Regions from separate parts of the Mus musculus genome. Here region 2 is linked to region 1. Evidence: chromatin loops called from intact Hi-C (ENCODE). Cell type or tissue: left cerebral cortex. All regions are shown on one strand. Each heading gives the region's core, and the rest is flanking DNA. Links, peaks and the distances in the headings are about the cores only. Region 1 overlaps Jakmip1 (janus kinase and microtubule interacting protein 1). Region 2 holds the start of Man2b2 (mannosidase 2, alpha B2).

Region 1 (5,373 bases), core at 184-5,183:
TTTTCGTCTGCCGTCTGTTTGCAAGAGAGAAGACTTACAGAGTTGAAGGGGTAGGGGCAGATGGACAGACAAACAGCTGAAGGACTTGATGCCAGGCCTGATGACCTTAGTTCCATCTGCCGAACCCACGTGGTAGAAAAAGAACTGATTCTTGCCAGTTGTGCTTATGACCTCCACACACACAAACACACACACACACACACACACACACACACACACACACACACACACACACAATGAGTTAAAATAGAATGGAATTTGAGGAAGTGATGAAGTTACAGACTCAGCCAGCCTTTCACGCTTCAGATCTACCCTTCTCCCTGTAGAGCCAAGGCTCCTCCCCCCTCATGCCCAGTGTCTTCAGGAAACACTTTCAGGAGTTCTTGGAGCACCCAAGACACAGGTACTACAGGTTCAGGAAATACATTGTGGTACTGGGATGAACTTTTCTGGAAACTTCCTCCCGCTAACCCTTCTCCCACCTTGAAGTCTATAGTATTTGCATGTCCCTCTAGGAGTTCCAGAGACACCAGGGAGCCCATGCTGGTTTAGTGCTGTCCCATGTTCCCTGTCTCACTCCCATAGCCCTATTAGCTGGGATGAATCGATTCCATGTCCTGCAGAAGGAACAGAGACTCAGGAAAGTAGCAACTTGCTTGAAGATGCCCAGATGGTCCCCAACATAACCGGGATCTGGGACTGTGCAACTCTGGCTCAGAATGGGAGCCCCATGCAGACGGGCTTGGGTGTCCTAAAGCATACATGACACTGTGGTTTGTAGGTCTCAAGAATATGGAAGGCACGGGCATGAGCAACCATCTCCAGAATGAACTTGGCACTCAGGGATCAGGATGGTATCAGTCTCAGGGTGTGGGTGGGGCAGACACACAGGGAACAGGATCCCCAGGGGATGTAGCCATTTCTGCCATAATGAATGACCAGTCTTTCTTTCTGGACCACAGCAGGAAAACGTCTAGGCTTTATCTGTGCTTAATTTCTTCTTGTCTTTTAATGTCATCCACTTGCCCAGTTAATGGAGATTTCACAGTGAAATGCACAGTGGGACATGGTGGTATATATCTGTAGTCCCAGCACTTGGAGGCTACAGCAGGAGGATTGCCATGACTTGGAGGCCAGCTAGGGCAACATAGTGAGTGCTAGGCTAGTCTGGGCCATAGTTTGAGACCTTGTTTCATAATTTAAAAAGAAAAGGGAAAGAGGTAGATTTTCCCACTTTCCAGATGACCTTGAACTCCTGATACACCTCCTGAGGGCCAAGATTTCAGGCCTCTGACAACACACCTAGTTTGGGTTCCTGACATCTGGAAAGCAGGTCACATCCGTGTCTTCACATTCCCCGTGTCAATGTGTGGCTGTAGCCAAGTAGCTGTGCCTCCCGGGACTAGGGTATGTGCCTACGCTGTGCCCTGCCTGCTGCTTCTTGCTGTAGGGTCAGCTGATCAGTGACTTCCTTGATGACTTGCCTAGTTTATGAGGTATTAGGTTTCGGTCTTTGCTGTAGGTGACAGAAAGCCCCATTAGACCCCCAAGCAAGTAGAACAGCTGTCAGCAGCTGGATGCTGCTGAAGGAGAAAGCACTGACCTTGTCAGAGCTGGCTTTGGGACCCTGAGGCATCCAGTTTGGGCAAGTTCATCCCAGAAGAGGGTGGCTCTTCTTGCAGGCTGCCCTTTGATTGTCCTTTACTGGGGGAGTTAGAACCATCACCCCCCCCCCCCATGACCCCTTACTTCCCACTGCAGGATGCGGCTGCAGATGGACTTCAGAACGCCTCAAGTGGTTGTGACGTGAGCATGCGTGCAACAGGACCCTCCTACCCTCAAGCTCTCTGGCTGCGGAGGCAGTCTGGTCGGCAGCCTGACTCGTTACCTCTGCAAGTGACTTGCTCACTTCCTGGTCTTTCTACTTCCAGACTCGGGAGCAGCTTCAGGCCGACCTGCTGAGGTGCCAGGCCAAAATCGAGGACTTAGAGAAGCTGCTGGTTGAGAAGGGACAGGTAAGCAGGAAGGCCATGCACTCTGTGATCCTCATGGCTCTGTCCCCATGGTGTCCCCGGGGTCCTCATGGCTCTGTCCCCACAGTGTCCCTGGGATCGATGTTGTCTTTGGTGTGCCAAGGGTAAGGGGCGGTTCTGTGGAGGAATCCCTGTGACCCCAGGTGAACCTGTGTTGCCACAGTCAGAGCGTGGTGCCCTGAAAGCTTGCCTGGCTTCTCCTCGGTTGCCCACATCAGAAAAGCAGAAGGTAACTCTCAGAGCAGAGACGCAGCCAGAAGCTCTTTTGACTGGGGCTGGAGCCTGAAGAAAAGCTGCTGTTTTCTGTCAAGATTTTAATTGCCTGTGCGTAATTGAAGTGCTGTGGGCCACTTGGCAGGGCCCATAGCAAAGGGCTGAGGCTGTGACTTCGCCATGGGAGTCTGGATTGGTTATCTGCATGGACTCCCCTCTCTGATTTGCTTAGTCCAGGCCCAGTGGGCATCAGGCAGAGAGAGGCAGCCCTCAGGCCTTTCTTGTTGGTGCCTCTTGTAAGCAGAGGGCTTTCTATTTTACACGGTTCCCTAGGGACCCAGTACCAGAGGTGCCATCTTAGAACTTATTTCCTGGCAACAGTCAGCGGGTTGAGGAGACTTTCACTGCCTCAGAATAGCTTACTGGCACAAACTAGTCACATGGCCCCATATGGGTCTATAAAAGGCTGGTGCACAGGCACAGGCATGGGTTTCTGTAGGTCCTTGCTCCTGCTCTCAGTGAGAGACTGAGGCATATGGAAAGGTCTCTGGCCTCTCTCTCTCTCTCCTCCCCTCTCTCTCTCTCTCTCTCTCTCTCTTTCTCTCTCTCTCTCTGTGTGTGTGTGTGTGTGTGTGTGTGTGTGTGTGTGTGTGTGTGTTTGTATGGTGTAACAAGCTGCCTCTAAACGTAGTTGCTTAAATAGTAGGGTTTGATTTGTTCGGAGATCTGTGAATTGGTGCCAGGCTGGGCTCTGTAAATGGTTGTTCTGTTGGTCTTGCCTGGATTGCCCTGAAGCTTCAGTAGTCAGGCAGGTCAAATGGGGCTAGGCAGAAGTCAGGTAGGTCAAGTGGGACTAGGAGGCCTTAAATGAGATCACTTGCCACTTGTGGTCTGGTTATCCCTCCTCCCATAGGTGTTCTGGCTTTTTTATCTGGTCGTCTGGGGTGAGGAACCCCCTTCTGTCAAGCATCACGAATACTGACCAGGCCTCTGCTCGCATCACATTCATTAGTACTTGAGTAGGCAAAACACATCACAGCCAAGCCCAGCTTCAAGGCTGGAGTAACAGACCCCATCCCTTTGGACGATGAGCTGACTTGCAAAGCATCTTGTACACACAGATGTGGAGCAAAGGTCGCAGCCACCCTTGTGACCAGTCCACCAGACAGGAAGGTGGATGGACACAGCGCTATCTTCTCAGGGACTTGCAGCCACACAAACATACATGCAAAGAGCATGTATGCAAATGGGTCAGCAGAGACACAGGGTATTAGGTAGAAGGCCCCAGGAGGTGACCTTCAAATGTCTTCTGGGCATTGCACACCTGTTGGTCAGATCCTAGGTCCGCCTTGGCTAACGAGCATTGCTGAATTCCAACACTGGGTGAGACTGGCTCGGCTCCTGTGGAGTGGGAATGGGGGGCAAGGTGGAGGGGATAGACTGTTCTAAATCTAGGATGGGCAGGATCAGGAGGTGGAAGAGGAGGAGGAGGAGGGAGGAGGAGAAGAAGGGAGAAGAAGAGGAGGAGGTGGAGAAGGCTCCCTTACCTCCTGTATCTTCCCCCTCCAGTCTGATGCTGATGAGGGAGAGCCAGTGTTCGTGGCTCTGGCCTGACACTGAGGATGCTACGGTGTCAGCACAGAGGCTGTGCTAATAGACTCCATGTGAGTGGAGTTGAGCAAAGCACCAGTGGGGAGGTGGAAAGCCCTTTTGGTTATTCACTCAGCCATCACGGAGCAGTGTCCTGTAATGGCCCAGGGGACCTCGAGCCTATGGGGAGAGAGCTAGGAAAGAATGACATCTCACACGTGGGGCTAGGGGGCCTTAAATAAGCTCACTCACCTCTTGTGGTCCGGTCACCCCTCCTGCTGCTCTGTGCTCTCAGGACAATTGGAAGAACCCTGTTCTTTCCTGGCTGTGAAGGTTTAGAGGATGATGAAGTCACACAGCCACTGTCCATATCTGGGAGTTGGTGGCTCAGTCAACACGGGAACCAGTGAATAAATACCCTGTATTTCCTGCAGGACGCTGCGTGGGTAGAGGAGAAGCAGGTACTCATGAGGACAAACCAGGACCTGCTGGAGAAGGTATGCTCAGGCCAGAGCCTCAGCTTCATGAACCGAACCACAGAGGCCACCAACCTGCCCCAAGCCCTCAGTACACCACAAAGACCAGGGCTCCATGACATAGTAGTTCTCACAGGAGAAGGGTCTTTCCCACTGGACTCAGGGTCTGTCTTCTGGGACATAACCCTTAGGTCTTAGAACCTTTAGTGTGCCTCTACAAAACAGGAAAGGGTGCTATCTCCCTTTGCTGTTGATTTGGGAGCCTTCCTATTCCTCATGGGGACACCTGAGGCAGACAGAGTCCAAGGCAGGTCCTCAGGTTCCCTCAGCTGGCTCAGTTCTTGTATTGGAGCCTATATACCTTGCGAAGTTTGAAGGGAGTTGGTCTGAATGTGCGTTGGCATGGAGATTAGTTTTTCCTTGCTTGGATGGGTCCATTCAGTTATTGTTAAAGTAGATGCCAAGCTGTGCTACCATGATCCCAGTGCCCATTTAGAGCAGTTTGAGCCTCCCTCCCCCATGCCTGTTTGCAGTCCTTCCTTCTCCCTGCTTTCTGAGTCCCAGTATATTTGAGCTGTGTGATCAGTAGACTCACGCCCTATGCACACTTCATGCCAGCAGAAGAGAATCTAGGGTGGTCCCTGGGTCTTCAGCATCCTGAAAGCCCAGGCCTGAACCGCCAAGGCCCATTTCTCAGGAAGGTGGCCTGGATCTGGCCCAGCTCTGCTGTGTCACCTTCCCTGACCTTATCTTCCTTAAGGCATTGAGGGGTGGCTAGTCTTGGCTGCCTGGTGGGCCCTGTGTGTCAGGAAGGCTTTAATGGCTGTTACCTCAGTCCCACAGGCCACACAAGAAACTCAGTGTTTCCTGGTGTCTCCTGGGGTTGATAGCCCTTCTTTGGTCTTCTGACAGAAGGAGAGAGAATAGCTGCCACCTGGAGCGCTCACCTGCACATACTGGTGGCCTCTCTCTGCTGTAGGTTGTAGGCACCACTGTTATCCTCTTTGGGTGGAAACCGAGGGTCAGAGCAGGTTCTGAGCTGCATTCCTAAGCTCTTCCCA
Region 2 (5,373 bases), core at 202-5,201, 290 kb before region 1:
AGCAGGCAGAAGTCAGGACATGGAGGCTAGACATATACTTCTACCCACTCCAGGCCTCTGAGTGACAGGCAGAGTGGCCACTGTGGCTTGGCTTGAATAGGAAGTATCCCACACAGACACATGGACTGGGGCTTGCTCCCATGAGAAGGTACTGGAAATTTCAGGATGTAGGGCCTATTGGGGGATGTACGCCATTGGGGCAGGTCCACGTTATCTCTGGTTCCTTCCTATCCACCACGAAATCAACAGTGTCCTTATCCACATGGTTCAGCTGCTGTTTGACCTCACCACAGGCCCACCGTCAACAGAGCCAGGGACTGTAGGCTGAACCCTCAGAAACTATAGGCCAAGCCAACAGTTTGGCTGTTTTTCTCAGCTACTTATCAGCAACGATAAAGAATTGAGCACAGCGTCCAAACCTGTGAGCTGTAAGATCTGGTCATCCAGGTGGGTCACAGCCTCATCATGCATGACTTGGCCTCCGAGAACAAACTCCAGGCGTCCTTCATGCAGGAGCTGGCGGACCTGGTCATGGGCAGGCAGAAGAAGACAGTCAGGTCACAGGTCCCAAGCCTGCAGCACTTCCCAAGGACCCTCATGAAACACCTCATCCTGGCTCACTCCACAAAGGCAGGAGGACCCTGTCTTGGTTCATAGCATGTCCCCAGAACTCAGAGGCACATAGCCCACGGCAGCTATCGGAGACCTGGATCTAGGCCATGGTCAGGACATGTAAATGTGATTTTAATTTTCAAATAACTTTTTTAAAAAGCTGAAGGAACAGAACGGAGTGCTTCCTCACACCCCTCCCCAGACTCACTCATCGGCCTCATTTTTGGGTTCTCTTGAGCGAACACTTCCACGTCTATTCCCTGACTCTATTTTGTCTGAAGCACTTCCGGTGAACCGGCTGCAGCCTGCTTCACTCTGAGCACTTTTGTGTGGTTGGTCCAGAGGAATGAGGATGATGGTAAGCCTAGTACTATCATCATGACTAGGAAACAGAATACTAAGACTGCTGTGCAACGCCAGGCTCTCTGTGAACCTCTCGGGCTGCCCCGCCAGTCCCTTTCTGGCACACCATTCAACCTGGGACCCCATGTCCCCGTAAATGGTCATCTTTCATTCAGCTCCTTTAATTCAGGAGCAACTCCTCATCCTGTCTTTTTTGGGGGCTTGACAATTTAGAGGGAGACAGGCCTTGTTATGTGGGGTTCAGTGTGGTCTTGCTGGTGAATGTATGTTAGGTAAGTGAATTTAGGGGTTGGTAGAGAAAAGTCTGGGCATGAGGGTGAGTGGTCTTATGTTACTTTTGGCTTGTGTGCTGAAGGTGGAATCTATAGGTGGCTTACCCCAAGGCACCGATTACATATGGGGAGGTGTCTAGCTATTGGGGATTCCCAGCGGACAAAATCCTGGGCTCCAGGGAACTGCACTAGTAGACTCCTACCTAGGGCTTTACACAAAAGCCACACCCTTCACAGAGGGTTGGAGACAGACCCCATTGGAAGAGGCAGGCTCTAAAGTCAGACAGCCCTGTTTCTGAACCATACCTGTTTATTCATAAACTATAAACCCTTGAGGTAGCTGCCAGGCTATACCTGTAAGTCTATGCAACAATCCCCCAGAGCTGGTACATGCCAATGGCAAGCCCCAAGTGTCTCTTCAGAATCCTTGGCATGAGCTGTCTGAGGGCGGGGAGCAGGCTATCTTGTCTTATAGAAGAGAAAGCCATGCTTACAGATGCCAGTGGCAGGATCAGGCACCAGCCTGCCCACATTCTCTGTACTGTGTGACACTAAGCTGTCACAGAGCCACAGGGGTTCCAAACACGGCCAGCCAGGGGCAGGGGAGAGTCAGTGTGTGCAGATAGGGGAGGGGACAAAGTTCACCTGGGTGTTGATTAAGCACCAATTCCTGTTGCCTTTTGGGAGAAATGCTAGCCTAGCTTAGGGGTATGTCCGGTCCCCTACCAAGAACAGACAGAAAGATGACGTCACCCTGTCTATGGGCAGTGGCCCTGACCACAAGCCTAGTTTTTGTTGTTGTTGTTGTTTTGTCTTTACAGCTAGCATGTTCCTGAGCACATCTGGAACTCCCTATCTAGTCTCCTCCTGGAACTTTCCTCTCACACTTCGGATACCTTAGGGACCCATGTCCTGACACTCCTGTCCCCACCTTACCTGCTGTTTCTGCTGCTCAGAGGCCACACCGTCCCACCACAGCCGGAAGAACTCCTGCTCCACGGCGATGAAGCGCCGCTGCCCTCCGCGGACCAGTTCCGCCACCACGGTAGTGTAGACATTGGCTGCATAGGCTCTCATGCTTTCCTGGGGAGGCAGAAGCCATCACAACAGCCCCAAGGGTGGTGATGAGTCCAAAGGACCAAAGAGAAGTACAAGAGACCAAGTACCCTGGTGCCTAACACCTCCAGTGTACTCAGACCTAGGGGTATGTGGCAGGAATCACCACTTTCTCTTTATAGACAAGGAACCTGAGCCAGTGGACAGAAAGCCTCTCCCTGCCCGCTCTGTCCAAGGTCTTGAACAGAAAGAACCTCGAGGTTACAGGCCCCATACCAAGCTTATCTGGCTGGGTAGGAGTGTGAAGAGGAAGCTGAACTGGCTAGCCCTCATGTCAGCACCACAGAGGGCCAGCCCAGTTGCCTGTAGTCAGCTGACATCCACCTGCTTGGAAACCTACCCCACCCAAGGTACTCCAGGCTTATTCCTGAGACTGGCTACCTGTCAATCCACACTTTGGGGACACACTCCTCTGCCTTAACTTTTGCAGGGACCGTCTAATAAGATAGATGCCATCAGGACTCCGAGGCAGGAAGTGGCCAGCCCGAGGCTGAGGCTCAGACTGCAGGGGATCAGGCTGGGGGGTGGGGTGGGGTGCTGCAGCCCAGGTCGCCTCTCTTCCCGGCTGGGTCGGGTGCACTCCGCAGGAGGCAGTTACTGTGCAAGGAGCTCAGGAACGCTCCAACTTACCTGGACCGTGAAGACCCAGCCCACGTCCATGTGACTGTGGGGCACCACGAAGGCCCGGATCGGGCCGGCGGGCTGAGCTGCCCGCGGCCACAACAGCAACAGCTGGCCGAGTAGCGGCAGCCAGCGCAGCGGCCCCATTGCTGGGCAGTGGGACGCTGCCAGGGCAGCGGGTCCTGGGTAGAGCGGTCCACTTCCGGGTCCGGGACCCGCGGCGCCGCCTGTCGGCAGGAATGCGCGAGCGCTGCCAGCCACGGGCAGGGCACGAGCTTTGTGTGGTACGGCGCCCCTTGTCGGCTAGAGTGTGTATTGCAGCTTTCGTCCCTATATGGTGGTCTTGCAGCTCAAGGCCACTACCTCCAGACTTGGAGACCGCTGTTGTCTACACAGAGGGAAACCTTCCAGGATAACACGCTCTCCGACGCAGACCTCTAGCCTCAGGGTGGCTTGACTTGAAATTTTTTAGTTCATTTTAAGGAAGCGAAACTGGCTTTTTACAGACACAGCGACGAAAGGGTCAGGGTTGGTAGGTTCAGAATCAAATCTGGGGTCTTGGATGGTGAGCTGGGGCAGATGTTTAATCTCTTTGATCCCCATAAAATGGGATGTGATAATAGAGGAGGCATGAGTTGCTAGGGACATGGGATCTAAATGAATGAAGTCCCCATCTCTCAGCCAATTAAAACTGGTGACTTTACAATTGGTAAGAGAGCAGTTCCCTGAATCACCTCTGTAGCTCCTCCGTGGCCAGCAGGTGGTCTATAGTTTGGGGTTTTCTGGGCTGTGGTGGGGCCAGAGGTGTGACTCTGACTAGCCTGTTTTGTCACTTGCCCTTCAGCAAATGCGACCAAAACCCAAGCTGTTCTTTGAGCAAGCTCAGATCCCTCTCTATCCTGTCCACGGACCTGAGACCTCTAGATTCCACAAGAGGTCAGACCTTTCCATGAAGAAGTGGGCAGCCATTTACCAACTTGTGCGGCCACCGCTTTAGGACTCAGGTGGACTACATTTCCCAGCCTCCTTTGCATGACAAATGTTAGCCAATGGGATGTGGACCACCACAAGGGTTCTATGGATGGGACCTGGGTCCACTAGAAGAGCAACCAGCGCTGTCAACTGCTATGCCATCTCTCCAGCCCAATCATAGCTTCTTAAATTATGTGTGTTGTGACCACATATGTGGGGCTGCAAAAATTTTGGCAACGGTAAAGTTTTCGAATGTCTAGTAACACACTCAAACCTAAAGAATCGGAGGTATTTCTGGCGGTGCTCACTCATGGTACTTCAGATGATGTCACTGCCACCTTGGATCTGAACACATGGCACTAGCGCTTTGCACTGTGAAGGCTGACACTCTATGCAGCAAACACCACCCAGAACATTTTGGTTCAGATATGCTGTGAATTGCGTTGTTTTTCAGCAAATAGACAACATCTATGCTGTTACAGAAACAATGGTTTACTCTCAAAAACAAATATTTAATATTTTCCTTCCATAATTTCTCAACATATGAGCATCACATTAGTGTATGTTTGGATTGTCGTAAGCTAGAATGTTGTACCGTGTTTTATTTTTTGTGTGGTGTATGTACATGCTGTGTGCATGTGTGTGGAAGTCAGAGGTTGATGCTGAGTATCTTCCTATATCACGCTGTACCTTGTGTTTTGAAATACCATGTCTCACTGGACCTGGAGTTCTCTGATTGGCTAAGTTGACCAGACAGTCGCTCCAGGGGCCTCCTGTCTCTGCCTCCTGTGTTGGGGCTACAGATTCTCAACACGGTACCCAGCTTTTACATGGTTGCTGGGATCTGAGCTCAGTTCCTCGTTACTCATCTCTGGGAGCACCAACATGCTTCACTGCTTCCCCAGAGCACTGACGTCTGCTCTGGAGGTGAGAATATCCCCGAACTGAAGCAGGTGGTGAATTCTGACTTCAGGGATAGCTCAACAAATATGGAGGCCTAGGTACCCGAGGAATTAACTGCTGGACCTGAGATTGTCTCTTTTCTCTGCTACTCATGTGACATCAGGGGATAAATCTTGAAGGGACTCAAGACCTGGTCTTGAGCATGGTGGTGAGCATGACTCTGGTAGTCCTTGTCGTTCTCCCCATTCCCTCTGTCTTGCTAGAAACCATTAGATTACACTCCTAAAGCTAGCCCTCAAGGTCTATTCCCTTATTTGGCCACTTCCTCCTCCAGAGGCTGACTACCAAGGTCTAGCTATCTAAGTATTGAAGTCCAGCAATCAAAAGCCCCCTTTGGCTCACCTAATTAACATGCACAATTAAAATTAAACACTTCATCCTAACACAGGGTTTCCCCTTGTACCTCTATAAATGGCCATTTTCCTATGTGTCACATCTGTCTCCTCTCTATCCA

Evidence for each region. Hi-C counts contacts between places; a loop is a spot of excess contacts. Peaks named below come from ENCODE experiments on the same cell type or tissue, not always from the same donor. Only the 100,000 strongest peaks of a DNase experiment are listed, where the experiment ranks them.
Region 2: a loop joins it to region 1, with 3 times the contacts of the local background. A loop is called at or near these places in 3 of 42 quality-filtered maps.

Annotation. Positions count from the first base shown.
Region 1 is chr5:37,119,010-37,124,382 of GRCm38, forward strand. It overlaps Jakmip1 (janus kinase and microtubule interacting protein 1), which reads left to right. Exons shown (of 21, transcript NM_001347348.1): 10 at 1,932-2,015; 11 at 4,271-4,333. Among named protein-coding and RNA genes, the nearest start is that of Gm1043, 31 kb to the right of the region's middle. In left cerebral cortex, for the core only: no CTCF peak of the experiment used is centred there; a DNase peak (open chromatin) is centred at 2,639.
Region 2 is chr5:36,827,445-36,832,817 of GRCm38, forward strand. Man2b2 (mannosidase 2, alpha B2) reads right to left here and starts at 3,205. Exons shown (of 19, transcript NM_008550.2): 1 at 2,994-3,205; 2 at 2,184-2,330; 3 at 420-525. The coding sequence starts at 3,131. In left cerebral cortex, for the core only: a CTCF peak has its summit at 3,252; DNase peaks (open chromatin) are centred at 3,249 and 4,047; H3K4me3 peaks cover 1,342 bases; H3K27ac peaks cover 305 bases.